Linked DNA regions of Homo sapiens: region 2 is linked to region 1. A link is an interaction called in ENCODE POLR2A ChIA-PET data of the cell type or tissue named here. Cell type or tissue: CD4-positive, alpha-beta T cell. All regions are shown on one strand.

The links. ChIA-PET counts read pairs that join two places held together with the same protein. Peaks named below come from ENCODE experiments on the same cell type or tissue, not always from the same donor. Only the 100,000 strongest peaks of a DNase experiment are listed, where the experiment ranks them.
Region 2: POLR2A ChIA-PET joins it to region 1 with 9 read pairs; 5 of 35 experiments call an interaction of 5 or more read pairs at or near these places.

The regions. Positions count from the first base shown.
Region 1 is chr3:16,848,209-16,850,708 of GRCh38, reverse strand. No RefSeq gene overlaps it. Among named protein-coding and RNA genes, the nearest start is that of PLCL2, 35 kb to the left of the region's middle. In CD4-positive, alpha-beta T cell, no CTCF peak of the experiment used is centred here; a DNase peak (open chromatin) is centred at 1,318; H3K4me3 peaks cover 604 bases; H3K27ac peaks cover 719 bases.
Region 2 is chr3:16,937,620-16,940,119 of GRCh38, reverse strand. The region is part of intron 1 of PLCL2 (phospholipase C like 2); the gene reads right to left. Among named protein-coding and RNA genes, the nearest start is that of MIR3714, 5.7 kb to the right of the region's middle. In CD4-positive, alpha-beta T cell, no CTCF peak of the experiment used is centred here; no DNase peak of the experiment used is centred here.

The DNA of each region.
Region 1 (2,500 bases):
ACCAAGATGGCTTGGCTTCCATTTTAAGGCACACTGACCTGGGAGTTCTGCTGTCTGTGGTTTTGAAAAGAGCTGATATCATCCTGTGAAACAACAGTGGATGCACGTAGTATCAAGAGAAAAGACAAACGATTGGAGAAGATTCTACGAACGACCTCATATGGACGAAGAAGGTTGTGAGGACACAGTGGGTAGAATGGAAGAGGAGTATCCCAGGAGGAAGCCTAGTCAGCAGGCTGGATCAATCCAGCCCTGAGAAAATTACCTACAGCAACAGGAAGGAAGAAAGGAGAGAAGACACGTTTCCAAAGAACCTCAAGATAGTGTCTTGGTATCCCTAGCCTGGACCAGGTTTTAGAAATCTTGCAAAGGCATAGGGATCCTGTTAAATCTGTTCTGAAGGTAGCACTGACCCATTCTTAATAGCTCTTACAAACTCAGAGCAGGCAGATAAAAATTAATTTACTCAAAAGGGGGAAAGCATAGGAGGGTTTTTGGGGATGTGGAACTGGAGCCTGGTTCACATTCAGCCAGGAACAGCTTGCCAGCCTTGGCTGTTAGTCCATTTTTTTTCATCCCGAGACAGGAAATTACATAAGGCCTAAAACACGCACCCCAACAACGCTATGACTGACTGCAGCTGTTCTGATAGAATTCCTGTATCCAGGCTCATTACATTAGGATTTGTGTGTTGCCAACACATGTTTCTTGAGCACCTACTCTATGCAAGATGTTATGTTCTGCTTTATGTGTGGACAGGGGTCAAGTAGAGGATATGCTGGACCTGAGCTGACATAGAAATGTGGTTTCCTTTTACCTCTTGCCAAGTTCCCCAAGCACTCTCTATGCCTAGGTCAATTCTCTTATCTCCTCCTCAGACCCTAGCAGAACTCTTTATACCCAACCCTACCTACACCCTAGAAATAAAGGGCTGTCCTGATCTCTTTTTCCTGAGCTCTGCTACCTCTTGGCTTGATCTTGGGCTTAAAGGCTGTTAACATGATGCATTTTCTTGACAGAGAGAGAGAGAGAAAAGGAAAAGAAAGGAAAAAAAAAAAAAAACATGATAAAACATGAAGAAAGACACAGAACTTTCTTATTTCCCAAAGTGGGAAACTTCTTTTTTTAATGCCTGGCAGAGGAAGTATGGTTGCAAATGTTACCCGGCACTAAACCAGATTAATTTTCCATTCAGGAAGAAACGTAAGCAACTTGGGCTAACGGAGGCAAATTGCAGGGCCCTATTATTTAGCACGTTTGAAATGAAAGCCAATACTGCTATTGAATTGCTGGCGGAGGAGCTTTCTCTTCCTCTTGCTAACGCCCGCCCACAGGTTTCCTAGCAACCAAATTACATTGCGGAGAACACTCCCCAGCAATAACTGACCCTGAATTTTAATTTTTGTGCTGATGCATAAGTGGGATAAATAAATAAACAAATGCAATCACCCTGAAAGAGTATTGATCTTGACTCATCAGGAGCACGCGTAGATTATAGTACGGCAAATAGAGCAATGCAAAAAATTGGTAAAACCTCTATTTTGGAAGATTTTCTTTAAAAAATATAAAAAATTTAGGTAGTCTTGTTGAAAAAATTAATAAAATGGTGGTATGAAGATAAGAATGGAAAGTAAACTTAACCCCCAAATCCTAAATTCTATAATAATATGAAGAATAAAATGGTAATTTTTATCATCCCTTAATTGAAATAGCTTTTCAAAAATGACACTAATTGCGATGCGCATAAATGGCTCTTGGACAGCCACATAGAAGCCCTAGCATTACCCTTCCTGCTCACATGTAGTAGAAATAATAATTTACATGCAAGGTAGAAAAAAAAAGGGCAGGTTGAGCTTGAGGTTTCACATCGACATGCAGTTGCTGCTTTGTGTTTTGAATATATCAGTTTGAATCAAAGGTGTTATCAGTAAACCCTTGCAGTTCCTATTGTCATTTATTCACAACTTTTGAAAATATGCCCTCATGTAGTTATTTAAGTTTTCTAATTCACCTTGGACTAGCAATGATTATTTTTACCATTCTGAAAATCATCTTTCTAGTCTGTTCTGAAGATGAAAGGAAAATGCAGTATAGTATACATCTTTTCATTTAATATGCAGTAATGTTTTTGCATAGAAACTGAAACTCTTACCTAGAAACATTCTTTTAGGTACTTACTAAAACAAATAGAGCTAGGGCTTAGGGTTCAAGTCCTGGCTTCCCGCACTTATCAGCTGTGGGACCCACTTAGTGTCTAGTCTTATTTCCACATCAGTAAAAGGAGATAGCATTAGCAATCATCTCATTGGGCAGTTCTGGGGTCTAAGTGAGATCACCCAGCACAACGCTGCTGTAAAGTAAGTCCTCAATTTCAGCCATTATTGAAAGCACAGTAAACTACACTATGCACTACAGTGCATAGCGTTGAGTGTTATGTTATGAGTGTTATGTTATGAGTGTTATGGGTAGTGTTATGAGTGTGGTGGAGGCTGTGACATGC
Region 2 (2,500 bases), 89 kb before region 1:
CTTCACACAAGATGGTAATCCAGACATCTCATGGCTTCCTGTCATTTCATGTGTCCTTTTCTTACTTTCCATGGTCTCCTCCAAACCCCACTCATTTAGGGCTTTGAATGCCACTGTCTCAAATATGGATTTTTAAAAATAGTATGACTCTTCTTCTTTAGACCCTAAGCCCTCAGGTACCACCCACCACTCATGTGCCTGGGTCTTCCCTCTGTTCCCCCAATGCCCGGAAGGAAAATAGACTGTTTCTTCCCCTTCTATGCTGTCCTAGAAACAAACGTTTTTCTGAGGTTTTCTAAATATGTTACTTCGTAGGAAAACACGGAGTGGAAATCATGAAAAGGATCTCCCGAATAAAAGCTGTCCCCAATATTTTGTGCAGTGTAAACAGAATGAGACCTGGATTTTTGTATATTCAGAGGCTCTATAAGTCTATCCTCATTTTTGTTCCACTGAGGCTTAATCCATCTTTATAAATTTTATTCTAGAAATAACTACTTTTTTATTGTTTCACCCAATTTTAATACACTGCACACACATATCTGATAGTTTTCACATTTATTTATGTGTTTGTGGTCTGCTTTGTCTACAGGTGTCTGTCCAGCACAACATTCACAAATAACTGTGGAATGAAAGATTCTCCCTTTAAACCTGCTCCCTTGAAAACCACCTCTTTCAAGGCAGTCTATATAATCATACCATCTGGCAAAGCTAAGTGCTAGTAGCAGAGCTCATACCCATGACTTTCATAGTTCCATGTCCCAATAAACTCAACCAACAGATTTTTCTAAAATAAGCATTTAAAGATAATAATGCACAGACTAAAGATTTATATTTGTTTCTATATCAATAGACCTATTAAACTCTAGAAGACTAAACACTAGTAGTTTGGACTACTAATCCAAATTCCAACAGCTACTAGACTCTCACCCTAAAAGAAAATATGACAAGAAAGAGTGTGTGATTACCCGCTTACCCTTTGCTATCTACAGGGAGAATTGTACTTTCAACATCTGCACAGCATGGATGGGCCTTAGTTGATTTTCAGGAAGCCAAAACATACAGCATGGATTCACAGTAATATTTCTAGGAATCTCTATATTTATATGGAGACAAGATCAGATGATTCAAGGAAACTACACAGCTAGCTGTTAAGTTTTTAAAGTTGAATAAAAGTCAGAAATGAAACTAATATCCTCCCTCAAACACTTATATAAATTTTCTTCATATTTCTGAATTCTTTCGCTCTAGTTTTGGAGTAACAGTGTTAGCTATCTCTGTTTCAGGTACAAATATGAAAACAGTAAACTGAATAGAAATCCTTGATTTAAAGAACTCATGCCTGGGTGGGGCATAAACAAAAGGAGAAAAGGTACAGGGAAAAGAAGCTCAAAAGACATTTTGTGCTCCCTGCATTTCCAAGAAGGCTTCCAGCTATGACATCCTGGTGTCCATCCTATCATACTGCTTCTCAAGCTACCTTTGCACTATACATGCAACAAAAAAGATTACTATTTCCTGGTTTCACATAGAAATGTATTTAAATAAGGGACAATCAAAATCTGTTAGGGAAAGAAAATGGTTAATACACAATCTTCCATAAGTGTACTGTCTTCCCTTAGCCTATGGCTTTCCCCTTCTACCATCCAGTCAACTCCCACCGCAGATACAACGTGGTAAGGATGGACAGAAAGAAAATGAGGATGGCTGAGGCTTCTTGTATTTCTTTCCGAACTCTTGTTTTCTATAATACTACTTCTTCCTCTGTCAGCAATGATTATTGAAATGATCATTGGAAGCTGGTAATTCTAAGTTTTAATTATTATTTTATAGCCCTTTAAAACTGCATTACAAGGTATTTACACACTGTGGAAGTAGTTCATCTTAATTTAATTATCCAAAAGCTTTATAAAATCATCAAAAATTTTAAAGAACAGATCCACCAAACATGATTAACTGCTTGCCCAGTATAAGCAAGTCAATGTTTTTGGCAGAGATTTATAATTCACTCCAGTTCAGTAATTAGTAAAAATACATGTAACAATGATTTAACACGATTGCATTATACAGGTAGTCATGCTTGAAAGCAGTACTATGTAAGACATGTATATTTTAATATGGAACATCAAATTACACGTGAATTGCCACCTTTCAAACCAACTTTTCATAAGGTAATTTCTGTTGCATTACAAAAAAATCCAATTTAAAACTGTAACCTGTTATCCAAAATTAATGCAAGTACAACATTTGCTGCTACAGACTGAGTACATGACGTGGCTCCTTTGGCTTTTGTTTGATTTATACTCTCAGCGTTCATAAAAAAGAAACATCTTTTTAAAATCGGCAACAGGGAGGGGGAAATTCAACCATATGCGAGGAAAACACACACCACTAATTTCTAGTCAAGTGTATAACTTGGAGTCATTAAAATATGTAGTCAAGTAAGGTTTTTGAAACAAACTTTGGCTGATTTTCCAGATTTTCCACAGCAGGTGGGTGC